Regions from separate parts of the Homo sapiens genome. Here region 2 is linked to region 1. The links are chromatin loops, found by intact Hi-C in ENCODE. Cell type or tissue: PC-9. All regions are shown on one strand. Links, peaks and the distances in the headings refer to the core of each region. The heading gives the core; the rest is flanking DNA. Region 1 overlaps KIAA1549. Region 2 holds the start of MIR10399 (microRNA 10399).

Evidence for each region. Peaks named below come from ENCODE experiments on the same cell type or tissue, not always from the same donor. Only the 100,000 strongest peaks of a DNase experiment are listed, where the experiment ranks them.
Region 2: a loop joins it to region 1, with 5 times the contacts of the local background. A loop is called at or near these places in 8 of 110 quality-filtered maps.

What each region holds. Positions count from the first base shown.
Region 1 is chr7:138,886,949-138,895,286 of GRCh38, reverse strand. KIAA1549 reads left to right here. Exons shown (of 20, transcript NM_001164665.2): 10 at 761-945. Among named protein-coding and RNA genes, the nearest start is that of KIAA1549, 90 kb to the left of the region's middle. In PC-9, for the core only: no CTCF peak of the experiment used is centred there; DNase peaks (open chromatin) are centred at 2,806, 4,046, 4,406 and 5,546; H3K4me3 peaks cover 1,387 bases; H3K27ac peaks cover 3,576 bases.
Region 2 is chr7:139,039,811-139,048,090 of GRCh38, reverse strand. ZC3HAV1 (zinc finger CCCH-type containing, antiviral 1) reads left to right here. Exons shown (of 13, transcript NM_020119.4): 13 at 238-4,576. The coding sequence ends at 497. It overlaps MIR10399 (microRNA 10399), which reads left to right and starts at 3,934; the gene lies at 3,934-3,991. In PC-9, for the core only: no CTCF peak of the experiment used is centred there; a DNase peak (open chromatin) is centred at 3,470; H3K4me3 peaks cover 779 bases; H3K27ac peaks cover 2,453 bases.

The DNA of each region.
Region 1 (8,338 bases), core at 308-8,307:
CAGTTGCACTGGTGCACATGTCGTATCTCCTTACTCTGTTTTGCTTTGTGTTTGGCACTAGTGCAATATGAAATTATTCGGTGATTCATTTACTTGATCATTTCTCCTTTCCCCCACTAGGACTTAAGCACCTCAAGGGATTTCGCTTGTTCATGGTTGAGTCCCAGCTTACAAACTGTGTCCAGCACACTTAATAAACATTTGTGAACATGAGAAACTTGGAGTAGTGAGGGAAGGGAGAAAGAGATGAAGGGTTTTCTTCCATAAACTCCTAGTTGAGATGCATGTGCTTTATGTGATCTAGGAGGGTGTGAGTCCTGCGGTACTTGATGGAGCGGGCAGGATTATGTTCTGGAGACACAGCTGTTTTTCTCTCCACTTTTGAAGAGAACTGCCTTTGTACAAAGTTGTGCAGAACCAGTTTTGGTGTGGAAATATCCTGCAGTGATAAGTTACGGGTGAGCTAGTAGAATAAACTGGAAATCAGGAGACCTGGAATTAACTGAGCTTTGCCATTAATTCAGCCATGTACCTTTGGATATATCCATATGTCGTTGTGATCCCTGATGTATTCTAGATGTAACATTGTATGTTGTGTTTCTCTGCTGGTCACATTTCCTGTCATCAGGAGATTAGAACCTGGAACCAGCTATCTTGAGCTGGAATGTCAGGGACTTCTGAGTTTCTCATAGAAGACACGTGCAATCTAGTGCATGAGTGAAGAAGGAATTATTGAAAGACCTTTCTTCCTTGTCTGCAGCTGTCGACAGGGTGAAGAGGCCGTCTCCGGAATCCCAGAGCAACAACTTGTGGGTCATTGTTGGCGTGGTCATCCCAGTGCTGGTGGTGATGGTGATTGTTGTCATCCTCTACTGGAAACTATGCCGCACAGACAAGCTAGACTTTCAGCCTGACACTGTGGCCAACATTCAGCAGCGTCAGAAGGTAACGGGCAGCCTCTTCCCCCAGTGTTCCTATAAGCAGTTTTGTGGGGCAGGGATAGGATGAGTTTGGGCTCTTGATACTGAAAGATGAGGAAGAGGGAGGGCTATTATGGAAATCTTCTGGCTTTAATAGTGGTATCACTTTGCCTTTGTTTCTGCTTCCTGAAACCCTCCTTCTGTGGTAGTAAATACAGTCCAAGAATGTGAAACTGTATAAAAGCCTAGCCATGACATGCCCTCCGGGTTCTACTATGATTTTATTTTGTATTTTTTGAGACAGAGTCTGGCTCTGTCACCCAGGCTGGAGTGCAGTGGCGTGAGCTTGGCTCACTGCAGCCTCCGCCTCCTGGGTTCAAGCGATTCTCCTGCCTCGGTCTCCGAATAGCTGAGATTACAGGCGTGTGCCACCACACCTGGCCAGTGTTTGTATTTTTAGTAGAGACAGGGTTTTGCCATGTTGGCGAGGCTGGTCTCGAACTCCTGGCCTCAAAAGATCTGCCTGCCTTGGCCTCCCGAAGTGCTGGGATTACAGGCATGAGCCACCGCACCAGGCCGAATTCTGATTTATTTTATCCCTGGATATTTTCAGAGGATAGGAGCCAAGGCAGACTTTCTCAGATCTGTTTATCTATTTTGTGTACAACTCCATTGGTCAGTTGCTTTATTTTCTGTTCACCCTATTTGGAAGCCCACTTACCCACCTTGATCATTAAAAACGAACAATACATACCTTGAACATTTTAACTTAAAATATATGAATGGACATTTATTTGCCAATCCTTCAACATATCCCAAGTCTTGTTTTGTTTTGAGTGTTGGTCTACTGAGAGGAATTGTGTTTGGTCTTTCTTACAATAAACAACACCCATGACGTGTCAGTTTCAGGTTCCAGTTTGGGTTTCTTTAGAGAAGAGCAAAGCTACCTGAATGCAAAGTTCTCTCGATTTTTAATACCTCCCCCCACTCCCTATCTTAGAGAAGAGCAAAGCTACCTGAATGCAAAGTTCTCTCGATTTTTTTAATACCTCCCCCCACTCCCTATCTCCTAATTTTGCAGACTTTTGAGTTAATTCACTCACACCTAATTTGACAGCAGATTTTTTAAGTAACCCCTCTTTCCTATGTCTTTCCAAAGCATTCAACTTAAGTGTTTATAGAAATAGCAATTTTCTTTTCCAACGTATGTTTCAACAGTTTCCATAGTATTCGAGGGTCACATCAGGTTTCAGAGCAAAGACATTGACTTTTGGTCAACATTGAGCTCACCTGGTGTGAGCAAAAACATGCCAGGCCTAGAGGAGCACTCACTAGTACAGCATAAGTATCAGTCAGCGTGTTTACCAAGGGAGTGGAACGTGGTAGTCAGTCCACTGTTACTAACAGTCTGCTGGATTAACATGCACTTTCCGTGGGTCTCCCAGATTTGGAGGACTCATCCTGCTTTAAAAGCTTGATAAAAACAAGCAAAAGTCAAAAAACAAAGAATAAAAGATTGCCCTATTTATTTTTAAACTTTATTTTGGTTGTCTTGGGTATGAAAAATTCTGCATATTACAAACCTAGACCTGTCGAATGGAAAAAAAATATGCATTACTTTAAAATTTATTTTACTTTTGTAAAAGCAAAGAAAGAGTATTTGTCTTTTCATATGAATTAACAAAAAAATGCAAAGTATTTATTAAATTGCAAGCTTATGGCTATCAAGTACATGAAAAGCATTTTATACATTAATGTTATGTTTGTTGCCTATCTTTGTTTATTATTTACACAGTCTGCTAAGGTTCTTTTGTTGTTCTTGTTATACTGGTGAATGGCATGGGGAAACCTGGAAAAAAAGTGCTGGGTATACTAAATGATTCATAGTGTGAATTTCACTGTAATAAGATCAACAATAGGTTTGGAAATGTTTTTGTTCTGTTGAAGAGTGTTGTTACAGAGGGAGTTAACCAGTGTAGACGGTTATGTATTTAGGTCTTTTATGGGCCACATTTCCTAACGTATACACTGCCATGGAAGTCCATCTATTATCTGTAACTTCAGTAAATTATCAGAGCACAGCGTCTCTTGGGGTCAAAATGGAATATTCCCCAAGCTTTCTCCTTCTCTCACTTTTACTTCCTAAACATTTTCAAGTCCCAGATGTGGCTGTAAATCAAATGGACAGAGTTTCAGATGGAACTTCCAGCCCTTAGAGCTGCTCTTTTTCCTTCAGGGCTGCAAAGACCTGCCCATACATCCTGACAACAGGTTTACAGAAAAGGTCCTGCAGGGAGGATTCCCCAAAAGAATAACTGTCTTCTGACACTGTTAGGAGGGCAAAGCCTTGCCAGTGTTGCAGAAGCTCAGTCGTGTTTTGCTGGCACAGGAACCCACCCTATAGATTTTGTCGTGTGTTTAAAATGGGAAAATGATCTCTTCATTTAGTTTAAAAACAAATGTCTTTAGTTCATACGTGTTTCTTTTAAGGTCATGTGGCCATAGCAAAGGGCCTCTAGCCTCGTCCTCAGGGTAATGTGCAGAGATGTCACCCTCCCCTATGACTTCAAGAGCTCTGTCTCCTGCTCATGTGGCTGTTGTCTCTCTCTCCGTTCTGCTCTCCCCACCTCCTGATGCGCCTCACCATACTCTCGGAAATCCTTCAGCAAATCCCAGAGCTGCAAACATCTGGAAACAATAAATCTGCTGACCTAAAATCTGCACCCCCCTTCCCCTCGTAACGAGAAGGAAACCTCTTCAGATTGTCTGGGAGTAGATTAATTTTGAAATATGATAGGAGGGAGAGGCCATTCTGTCTTGTTTTGAGGCACAGCCTTTGCTTATTTTCAGTAATAAAGAAGAAAACCCCATGCTTTCTTTTATCTGTATTCTCTATCTGTAGACTCAAGTCATCATTTGTTACTGTTGCCTAAAAAACTCCAGCCCGGATCCTCTTCATCATGAATGGCATTGGCTGGATGCCACTGGCCTCATGGAAACTTATTCCTTCTGATGGGGGATAGTCCACACCTCGTTACTGGTGTCAGACCAGAGCTCCTGACTGCCCTTGGTTGCTTCTAAAGGGCAGCACTTTGGGCAACCGGCTGGAGCTGCCTCAGGCACTGGGTGTCACTCACCAAACATTGAGCATTTGCTGTGAGCCACACCAGATCCGGCTCAGTTACCAACACAAATAGCACGCGATCTCTGCATTCCAGGGCTTTAGCAAGGGAGAAGGACGAGCCATCCGAAAGCAGACATCCAGGAGTATAAGGATGTCTGGAGAACACAGAGGAGGGGGGCACCCCATTTGCAGTGGTGGGGTACTTCTACCTTCTTCAAGGAGGTGACACCAGGGCTGAAGCTTCACGGTGGAGATGAAGGCGGGCCCAGTGGGGGAGCGGAGGGCAGCTCAGGAAGCTAGAGCAAAGGTCATAAAAAAGGGCACAGCCGAAAGCCAGGTGGCAGAGAGCCAGGCCCTGGGGGGTTTTCAGGACATAGAAGGGATTGCAAATTATGCTGTAAGCAGTGGGCAAGCATTGAAAGGTTTTCAGCAGGGAGAGCAGCTTGAACACATTTGCTTTTGGAACGATCCCTTTGGGAGGCAGTATGGACAGTGAATTGAAAAGAGGCTCTGTGAGCATATCGTTCCATCTCAGCCAAGGTCAGCTCATTCCCTATGGTTGCTGTTTGATTCTCTGCAAAGGTCGCCTGTCACACCTAACGTGTAGGTGGTCTCAGTTCACCCACAGCTGGCTGACCGTGCCGGGTGTCACCTGTGGGTGGGAGAATCTGGGAGCCCTGCTCTCCCAAACTCCGGGACCACAGGGTTACGGGAGTGCCCGTGTGGGGCTGCACTGAAGACAAACAGATGGCAATAACTTTGCCTTGTCTCCACTTCCTAAATGGAAGCAGCATGGTGGTTGTGGTGACGTTTCACAAATGACATCAATCAGGTAATAAATGCTTTCAATGGCACTCGCTACATGATGGCAAATTTTTGTTCAGACACTTTTGGGATTTGCTCTGTGTTTCTATTGTCATCTCAACTCCTTCCCAGGGGCTCAGGCTAACCCGAATACTGTGGGCTTCACTGCGTTTTGTGCCACCTGGGCTGTACTGTATTTATGGCCCACGTGTTCACATTCATCAGGCGTCTCTCTCATTACTTGGCTGACCTGCCCACCAGTCAGTCTCCTGGGCTTGTTGGTGACGTATTCCGGTGGGGCACAGACACTGTGGCCTGTTCCCTCTGTGATATGTTAAAGAGAGAAAGAACAAAAGAGCCATCCTTCTTCAGAAATAACTCGGTCCTAATATGAATATTGAACACTCTCATTAATCTTGATTCTTCTTTTATAAAATACTGATTAAACCTATGCTGCATGTGGGAGGGAGCTGGAGACATTGTATACCAGCCAGACTGAACTCTAGGTTCTATTTTAAAAGAAGTGGAGAAACTAGAAAAAGTGATCTGGCAAGTAGAGATGAGACAAAAGAAGGTAATTATCTAAGGGAGGAGGGGCAGTGTTCCCTCTAGGTTTTCCTTCTGTGTGTAGATGGCTTTTGTTTTGTGCATAATACGCACAGACTGGTTGCCAAATTTCTATTGGTATAGAAGGTGATGACTCACTCAGTTTGTGAGAAGTGCAAGGATCTAATGGATGTATTTAAAGACTTTGGTCAGAATCAACAGTAAGCCAAGAGGACTTGTATATTTCATTTATGACACGTGCCGTTTTCTTGGTTACCCAGAAAAAAACCAGTCAGTTTGGTACTTCAGTTGAGCGTTTTGAAATTCATCTGGTCATCAGCTATTTCTTGAGGGACCCTGTGTCGCATCTTGTTGTTGACTTAACAAAATATTGTATCTAAATTCTTATTTATAACTCTGATGCCTTAGAATTCTTAGCTGTATATTAACTGCTCGATGTTTCATCAATCAACAGTAATAATAATGCTGTCAGCATCATTTGTAGGGTACTTTGGCATTTATGAAGCATTTTCATGAATACTGTCATGTTTCTTTCCTACATGGGCCCTGAGTGTACGTGAGGGAAGACATTTAGGTGCCTAGGCTTGGGCTACGTAGACCGCCCTATAGAGGCAATACTGTTTGTATTTTTACGTTGTTGACTTTGGAGACCTCCACTTAGGGGAGGCCATCTGTAGCTCCTTTTCCAGTTTTGGTAAAGCAAACCACCTAATTTGTTAAAAACAAAACAAAACAGTTGCCCAGTCATTAGAGGCATTCACTTTCTTAATGGGAAGTATACCAAAAAGGATTTCAGCAAGGTTTATTAAATGATGGAGGTGATGATTAAATGACTGTTTAGTATATCTGTTTTCTTTCGCTTAGAGGCACCTTGTATGTAGTTAAATGAAGTGCTGCTGGGGTAAAAGCAACCCCATAAAATTGGAAATCGCTCCTGTTAGGATTTTTATCATCAGCTGTGAATAAGTGGCATCCAATATCAATTTTCTCAGGCATCTGAAAAAGGCTTGACAGATGGACATTTGAGAATTATATAGATGGATTAGTATTTCATTTCAAGATGAAAATAATATTTATAATTATATATTTCATAAATTAGGACCGCATGTCAAAGTCTGAGAAAGGAATCATCTTAATCACACAGAATGGATTTTTTAATGTGCAGGAGGGTTACCTCTTAGCCTGCCTAATTTTTCATCTGCCCATACATACATCAATGATTTGCTTTCAAGAGAGCAGTTGAATCTTTGTGGAAATTTACAACAAAAGGAAAAAATATTCGACTAGTAAGTGTGGGGTTTAGAAAAGACACATAGATGATTGCTGTTAAGTACATTATGGTAGAATCCAAACGTGTTGCTGTGTAGTTGATCTAAATCCAGTAAGTACACAGGGACAACAAATAAACCAGCAGAGAAAGGGGTCATGGACCAGTGAACAAGTGACTTGCATTCAAGCAACCTGGACACAGATGTGCAGTATCCAGTAATCAATCATTTGAAAGAAGTGAACGAAAGTATCCTGCAAGTCTGAGTAATTGTGCGGGAAAGTATACAGTATTAACTCAGCTCTCCCTTATTTGTTCTTTTGAAGTTGTAATTTTGATCTTTCGGAAGTAAACATGGACCTTTTCACCCCTTTTTCCTTTTAATACAAAATATGTTGTTAAGACCCCAACTGAGTCCCCGTGGACAAGGGTGCCTGCCAGGCTTTCATTCCTGAGGATGGTGAGCTCACGGAAAGCATATGCATTGTGGCACCTTGGGTTTCCCACATGCTGCTGAACAGATCTTGAAGATTACAGTTGTCACATAGACAGATAAAGCACAGAGCCCTGCCATGAGTTTGTCCCCTGGATGAAATGAGACAATGCCCTTGGCATTTCTCACTGCCGTCCTCTTCCCTGTTCTCCTTGTATTCTTCTGCGGGAGTGAACTGTTCTTCAATGGCTGGGAGATGGTCGAGGGGAAGCTATGAAATAAAAACCTCACTGCTGCTGCTGCTGCTGCTGCCACCTCCTCTACAGAATATCTAAGTTCACAGTTTCCCAACGTGGAACGAATTGTCCTATTTCATGGCTGTATTTCTCTCTCAGTTCTTTAAGAGAGAAAGCAAACCATACCACAAATTTATTGTGCCTTGATTGACCAAGACCAGCATTTTGAATTGTGATTTTATTTGATGTTCCCGAGGTTTCTACATCTCTGGGCAGAGCACCGCAGGAAGCTGCTGCATGGATGACAGGCGGGCCTCTCTTCTGTAAAGTGGGAGGACTTGGGAAAGGGAAGGTGGGAGGGGGAGCCAGCATGCTGCCCGGACCACAGGCACATGCTGGACAGCTCTCAGGAAAATCACTAGTGTAGGGAGGACTTGTACAGAGGTGTGCATCTGGAATGATCCCTGTAAAAGGGCTGCCTGCTCCTAGAAAACTGTGTGTCTGCTCCCCGGGGTTTGGGTAGACCAGTTGAAACTCAGGGTGCTAGTCCATGGGTCACAGATGAGAAAATAAACGCATTTTATTTAAATACGTTTTAAATACATGTGTTTAAAGAAACATCTAATGATGAATTTATTTTATGTAAATAAATATTTAATAATTAATTTAAATAATTTACACAAGTGCTTAATAAATTTACTTTAAATAAATATTTAATAATAAATAGGCCAGGCGTGGTGGCTCATGCCTGTAATGCCAGCACTTTGGGAGGCTGAAGCAGGCGGATAACCTAAGGTCAGGAGTTTGAGACCAGCCTGGCCAACATGGTGAAACCCCATCTGTAATAAAAAAATATGTACATAAAAGTTAGCCAGACGTGGTGGTGCACGCCTGTAGTCCCAGCTAGTTGGGAGGCTGAGGCAGGAGAATTGCTTGAACCCAGGAGGTGGAGGTTGCAGTAAGCCGACATCATACCATTGTATTCCA
Region 2 (8,280 bases), core at 1-8,000, 150 kb before region 1:
GCATGAGCTCTGCACTGTAGCAAATATTCCTCAGTCATTTCTATAGGGTTATATACTGTATTTAAGTTCGCCTGCATCATTAACATGTTTTTAAGTGCAAAGGAAAGTTTATAAATATCAGTAAGGTATTATTGACATATGCTTAGTCCACACCCATCTGACTGTATATAACAAATCTTATAAACTGTATACCTTCTTTTATAATATTTCTTAACTTTTCTTTCTGATTCTTTCTAGGAATTTACTTTGCAAAAGATGCCATCTATTCCCACAAAAATTGCCCGTATGATGCCAAAAACGTCGTTATGTTTGTAGCCCAAGTTCTGGTTGGAAAGTTTACTGAAGGAAATATAACGTACACGAGCCCTCCTCCACAGTTCGACAGCTGTGTGGATACCAGATCGAATCCCTCCGTTTTTGTCATCTTTCAGAAAGATCAGGTTTACCCACAATATGTGATTGAATATACTGAAGACAAAGCCTGCGTGATTAGTTAGAACCGATGAATACAGCGTCAGAAGGATGCCATAACCATTCTGTTCCTTTACAGAACTAAATTGCCGCAGACAGGAGTTAAAGTTTTATATTTTCCTGCTCAGTTATCTAATGTCTTAGATCAGTGGTCCCCAAATTTTGCTACATATTAGAATCATCTGGGAGGTTTTAAACAAATTCTGATGCCCAGGTTGCACCCCATGCCAATGAAATCATTTCTGGGCGTCAGCGCCAGGCAGTTGTATTTTTTTTTTTTTTTTTTTTTTTGAGACTGAATCTCACTCCATCGTCCAGGCTGGAGTGCAGTGGCGCGATCTCGGCTCACTGCAACCTCTGCCTCCCGGGTTCAAGCAATTCTCCTGCCTCAGCCTCCCGAGTAGCTGGAACTACAGGCACACACTGCCGCGCCCAGCTAATTTTTTGTATTTTTTAGTAGAGACAGGGTTTCACTGTGTTGCCCAGGCTGGTCTCAAACTCCTGAGCTCAGGCAATCTGCCCGCCTTGGCCTCCCAAAGTGCTAGGATTACAGGTATGAGCCACCATGCCCGGCTGGCAGTTGTATTTTTTAAAGCCCTTCTGATGATTCCAATGTGTTGGAAAGTTTACCTTGTCTCAGATGTAACTGGTAAAGGCTGATTTCTAAATTTTCTGTAATTGCAGCAACCTTTCTCTCCTGTCTACCCTTTTAGTTTACTGTATGCCATGGTTTTGTTTTGGTTACATTGAAAGAAAGTTAATTTGGAAAATTTGGGAGAAATCTAATCATGCCTATTAAGGATGTAAGACATTACAGCCTTAGAAGAAAGATTGTGAAAAGCTGGGGAGAAAATGCTTAAGGACATGCTAGGGGAAAAAAAAGTAAAATTGAAGTGCTATTGCAGACATGGCTGCAGTACTGTACCTTATCATTCTGATGAAACTGATTTGGAGCACCCTTTTCTTTATCGCTACATTTATTTAGGGGACAAACTCCATCCAGGTTGACTCTCTCTGGAATGCGGTAATAAGAGCTGGCAAGTAAGGCTCAGAGAGAAGCAACCAACTGGAGTTAATTGCCCATTTGGGCTCTTTGTATAATTATGGCAAAGTAGACATTTATGTTCTAATTAATATGATTACAGAGAAGGCTTTTTCTCAGGTCAGGCTTTTCATGAAAGTATTTTGAGAACAATGAATTGCAATAACCAGCTTCACACAAGCATAACTGATAAACGCGAGTGCTATTGTAGTCTTGGCAAGTGAGCCAAGAACCTAGGAGCAGGGCCATTCCTACTGAAGGACGGGCCCCCTACGGAGATGAAATTTGTTTCCTGGTGAGCACAGAATCAGAACAAAGAACAATATCCCAAAGAGGCCCTGTGTCTACCAGGAGCTTCTTTTTCCAAATGTAATGGATTATGTGGAATTGTAGTGCCATCGGTTTTTACTTAGAGCCCTTGACGTGCTTGGACCAATATTTCCTTCCTTCTTATGAACCAGGTTTTTCCTTCTGATTTTCCCTTTTCAACATTCCTTACCAGTCACCAAAGTTTCCTGTTATAATTTCTTTTAGCAGACAAGTTATAAGTCAGATTTAATTAGCATCAGAGTTGATTTTATATTAGTCAGATTTTGGATCATCACAGAGATCTCCACAACTCCTTGGCTTAAACAGCTCCACCGGTAAAAAAAAAAAAAAAAAAAAAAAAAAAAAATAGTTTTTTTAGAGTAGAGTTATTTTCTGGGAGAGTTACTACAAATGCTTATTCTCATTGACTTATTTCTTTCATGGTAACTTTCGTTTTGGAGTGTTCATTTTCTGAACTTGACCCTCACATTGTAGGGGTGCAGTTTGTCCAACTCTTTCCAACAGCCCATTAGACACCACTAGCTGGATATTTCACAGGCATCTTTGATTCAATATGTCCAAAGTGGAACTCTCCATCTACCTCCCTCACATGAACCTGTTCCTCTCTCAGGATCTGTATGTAAGTGAAAAGCATCACCATCTACCCATTGGCTCAAGCAGAAATCTGGAAGTCATCTTTGACTCCTTCCTCTCCCTCCTGATAAACATCTAAGCAGTTTCTAAGTCTAGTTTTACCTCTTAAATATCTCTGTTCCCTTCTAAGTTGTTTGCTGTGTTTTCTTCAGAGCAAGAAGGTTATATTTTTTAAAATTTACTTAGTAATGCACATTCAAAACACACATCAAGTCTTCAGGATAAAGTTCAAAACCGCTGTCATGGCCCCATGTGATCTCTCCCTCCCCTACCCCTCTATCATTTAGTTTCTTCTGCGCAAGCCACTCTGGCTTCCTTTCAGTTTTGTGGTTCCCATTTTTAGCTAGTTCAGTGGTTTTCAATGGGCATTTCTGCCTTTTTTTTTCTAAACGACAAATAGAAATACATCTTCTTTATTATCCTCCAAATCCAATTCAGAGGTAATATGCTCCACCTACACACAATTTTAGAAATAAATTAAAAATTAAATAAAACTAATATGAACATAAAGAGGAAATAAAAGGTACCTAACTTGGGCACAGCTGTAACTGAAGACCTAATGAAGTAGTCAGATGCTTACAACTATTTATAATGCATCAATTTGAACTTAGAAGGTAGGAGATCAGATCATATGTGGGAAAATGTAAAAGCAGGGATATCAGTGGGCATTAGAATAAAAACTAGGGATACAATAACTTCTTTGCATATGACAATACTTATTTGTATATAAGAGAAAGAACGAAATAACCTTTATTGAAATAAAGATACTATGCAAGAAAATGTACAGTTGTCGAAGTGGAGAAAATGAGGATATATTCTTGCAGACGAGCTATAGGTCATACATGAATGTCTAGTGAGACATTCAAAATTCGTATAGGGTGCAGAGTAATTTCTTATTGTGAGGAACTGTCCAATGTATTGCAAGATGTTCTGCATACTTGGCTCTCACATACTAAATGCTAGTAGCGCCCCCACCCCCACGCCCAGTCACGGTGACAACCACAAACCCTATCAGATCTATTCACCTTTTTCAGAGCAGATATTTTGTAACATTCTCTTTGCTGACCTGAAATGACTCATAGATAATACAATCTACTTACACACATGAATTTCTTAAAAAAATCAATTTAATGCCCTAACTCTCTTATTAAGGAGAAATAGAAAAGAAGAAATTTATAATGAAAAGAAGATGAATTTCATTATGTAAACGCTCAGGCATGACTACGCTGTTTGAAACAGACAGATGTTTACTCTTCCTTGTAATGAGTAGGTTTGGATTTAAGAGCCGATTAGAGGCTACTTCCTGTAAACAAGTACAGGAAAATGAAACTAGACGGGTGGGGGACACTAGAATGAAAACCAGTGTTAGGGTAAAGACAAAACAGACTATGTACATAATCTGTATATGGGAAAAGAAAGAGCGAAATTACCTTACTTAAGGATAATAGGACAAGACAAATTACAGATTGTCTCAGAGAAAACAAATGAGTTACTCTCTCGGACAAGCTGTAGGTCCTACCTAAATGTCCAGCAGGACATTAGACAGTCGTACAGGGTACAGAATAATTCTTCGTTGTGTGGCACTAACCCACACACTGCAGGACATCGTTCTCCCTGGCTGCATCCACTCAGTGCTGGGAGTAGTCCCCAGTTATTATGAAACCACCAATAACCCACTGACCACAGTGAGAACCACTGATTTTTTCCACTGACCTACTGAATATCTAGCATCCTTAGATTGGCTCAACTGTTACTTTCCTAAGGAGTCCTTCTACAGAATAGGTCAGATCTTGGCCTCCCAAACCCCTTATTTTTAAAATACTTTGCGCCTTGCTTTGATAATTTGTATTATGTATCCAAACTGAAATTATCTGCTTTCTGCATTAGAATGTAAGCCCCCTGAGGGTTGAGTCAGTCTGTCTTGTTTGCTGTGCCACGCCTGATGCCCAGCCCAGCAGCATGCTTTGTACACTGATATATTGGGTAAATTTTGTTGAATAAATTAAGCTCAACTATTTGTATTTCAATAGTTGAGTTGTATTGCTTCCTGTTCTTCAAGCTTAATTTGAACTGTCTAATAAAAAGAAGTAATTAATTTGGTTCTACTGCCTTTATTTGATCTATTTCTAGGTATCTCCCAAAACATCATCAACTGCAGACACCAGTTATTCAATGGGAGAGAGATGATGTGTTTTGCCCCTTCCAGCTTTATCATTCCAGGGTTCGATGACCAAGTCACCTGGGCAAGGCACAGTGGTGGTGATGGCCCCCACATCTTTTGTCTGGGGATTTAGAGAGGGAAGGGTTGAAAGCTGCTAACACACCTTTCTTCCTTTAGTCTCGGGGGTGTGAACAGGGCCAGGCTGAGACACAAAAGTTAAAAATATAAATGGTGATAAGCAGAATTACCCTATCAGCCATTCCTTCTCCAAAAGCCCTTCTCTACTCATTATTTTCTTCTCTTTTTTTTTTTTTTTTTTTTGAGATGGAGTCTCACTCTGTCACCCAGGCTGGAGTGCAGTGGCGCAATCTCAGCTCGATGCAACCTCTGCCTCCTGAGTTCAAGCAATTCTCCTGCCTCAGCCTCCTGAGTAGCTGGGATTATAGGCGCCCGCCACCATACCCGGCTAGTTTTTGTATTTTTAGTATAGGTGGGGTTTCACCATGTTGGCCAGGCTGGTCTTGAATTCCTGACCTAAGGTGATACACCTGCCTTGGCCTCCCAAAGTGCTGGGATTACAGGTGTGAGCATCTCACCCGGCCTCATTATCTTTTTTAATCACAAAGCTTTCAGTGGAGAGGGAGCAGGGAGGAGGGAAATGGAGAGGGAGAGCAAGTTCTATGGCAGCAGAGATTTGATAAAGTGAAGGTAAAACTACCATTTGACTTGGACCTCAATATAAATAAAGCAAGGTGTAGCAAAGTCATTGCTGTCAAAGCACCTGGATTGAAACACACAAAAATGCTATCAAACCAAGCATGAGCAGATCCTGGAGTTTTTTTATTTATTTTTTTTATGAGTTTGTTTACGTTGTCATAGTGCGCTAGTTTCCGGTGGACTCCTCAGTCCAGCATTTGGTAGAAATGAAGCTATGGCCGGGTGCAGTGGCTCACGCCTGTAATCCCAGCACTTTGGGAGGCTGAGGCGGGTGGATCACGAGGTCAAGAGATCGAGACCATCCTGGCCAACATGGTGAAACCCCGTCTCTACTAAAAAGACAAAAATTAGCTGGGCATGGTGGTACACACCTGTAGTCCCAGGTACTTGGGAGGCTGAGGCAGGAGAATCGCTTGAACCGGGTAGGTGGAGGCTGCAGTGAGTCAAGACTGCGCCACTGCACTCCAGCCTGGGTGACAGAGCAAGACTCTGTCTCAAAAAGAAAAAAAAAAAGAAAAAAGAAATGAAGCTAAATAACAACCACTTTCCACTCATACCCTCATACCTTAGCTACTATAAAGAGAACTGCCATGAAACGCAATACTTAGTTGAGTGCTAAGCATGTGTGTCTGGGGCCATGGGGCCATGTTCTGAGACATGTCTTGGAAAGAGTTCAGGGGATAACAGGCAGGTTTCATTTAGAAGGTTAAGACCAGAGCGGATGAATTTATAACAGTGATATCAGTGCATGTCCCCAGAGTGACTTGCTCCAAAGCTCGTGCTACAGATGTGTGCCTGAGTGACCATAAGCTTGAGAATGAGCTTCAGAATCAGAGTGGCAGGAGACATCAGAACGTTCCAGGAAGTGCTTAAGCCTTAAAAGCTCCAATCCTAAAATACCACCCCCAACCTCAACCTCCTGTTTTCTCTTTTTCATTCCCTTGTGAACCTGCCCGGCATCTAATGTCACCCTCTTCTTCCTGAAAAATCCACATGCTTCAATAAACAGTCTGCTCTGGGATCTTTCCTTTTTACCCCTCTATGCACTTCCCCATGAATGGTCTTATTTATTCCCAGATCCAAGTGTCACACACTCTGAATCCAGGATCTATACCTCTGCTGAGGAGTCAGATAAGCTGTGCAGTGTCACGGCTACTGAGTAAGAGAACCAAGATTCTAAACCCGGAAGTTCAGGTGCAGAGTCTGCAGGTTAAGTGTGTATCTGTAGGAACAGTCTCTACCTCTTCCCTCTCACCTCCCCACCCTTCCCCCATTAACTCCTGCATTTGCTCTTGGAGTCTTCTCCACACTCTGCCTCATAGTCTTCCTCTCCACTCAAAATCCTCCCTTTTCCTTCAGTGTTCACTGTGGTCAACCCATGCAACACCCCTAGCCTTAGATGTCATTAACACCTGTCTTCACTGTCCTCACTATTCGGGGTACCAATATCCATCACCCCACTGTCATCAGTCAGAATTACTCTAGAACTGCTTTTTTTTTTTTTGAGATGGAGTCTCGCTCTGCCGCCCAGGCTGGAGAGCAATGGCGTGATCTCAGCTCACTGCAACCTCTGCCTCCAGGGTTCGAGCGATTCTCCTGCCTCAGCCACCCAAGTAGCTGAGATTACAGGCGCCTGCCACCACGCTCGGCTAATTTTTAGTAGAGATTGGGTTTCGACATGTTGGCCAGGCTGGTCTTGAATTCCTGACCTCAACTGATCCTCCTGCCTCAGCCTCCCAAAGTGCTGGGATTACAGGCACGAATCACTGCAAATGGCCTAGAACTGCTGTTTCTGAAATCCCAAACCTCTATATTCTACCTCTGACCCCAGCCTGCTTTTGAGCTCTCTGGCCCTCCTACATTTCGTACGTCGTCTTTCTCTGCTCACATATAGCCCCTTGCTGTCTTCACTCCTCCCTTACCTAGTCTCCAGCCCATTGTTCAGCCCCTGACCACTCTTTCTTTTCTTCTTTTTTTTTTTTTTGAAACGGCGCCTCACTCTGTCTCCTAGGCTGGAGTGCAGTGGTGTGATCTCAACTCACTGCAGCCTCCGCTTCCCAGGTTCAAGTGATTCTCCCACCTGAGCCTCCTGAGTAGCTGAGATTACAGGTACCCACTGCCATCCTGGCTAATTTTTAGTAGAGATGGGGTTTCAATATGTTGGCCAGGCTGGTCTCGAACTCCTGACCTCAAGTGATCCTCCTGCCTCGGCCTTCCAAAGTGCTAGGATTACAGGCGTGTGCCACCACACCTGGCTAATTTTTGTAATTTTGGGTAGAGACAGGGTTTCACCACTTTGCTAAGGCTGGTTTTGAATCCCCGACCTCAGGTGATCCACCTGCCTCAGCCTCCCAAAGTGGCGGGATTACAGGCATGAGCCACTGCACCCAGCCCCCTGATCACTCTTTCAATTCATACCTCAATCATCTAGAACCTTTGACCTTAAGTCTCACCCACTGGCAAAACCTAAAAGTGAATCAATCAAATTCTGTTCTTACACCTTGAGAGCTTTTAGGAGAATTGCAGCACTGTTTGGATCAATGCCACTACGAATTTGTGGCCTTGGTAAGGCCCTGCCCATGCCCACTGGTCCTACCTGTCAGCCTTCTCCCCTCTCCACAAGTCAGCTTTGTCAAGCCTTTATGGTCTCCTGAAGTGACTCTCCACCATCCATTCTTGGTTTTGCCTTAAACTTAAAAAAACAAAACAAAACAAAGCCTACAAACTTGTCTTTAGATGCTCTAATCCTTGTCTCCTTTCCTGTTGTGTGAATGGAAGAAGCATCTCCCCTCCTGTCGGAGGTTAGTTCCTCTGACGTCTCCCATTCTATCTCACTGCCTATGGACATCCCCCGCTGATTACAATTCCCCTTTCCTTTATATTCTTTCTTTTTTTCTTCTCTCTCTCCTTCCTTTTCTTTCCTTTC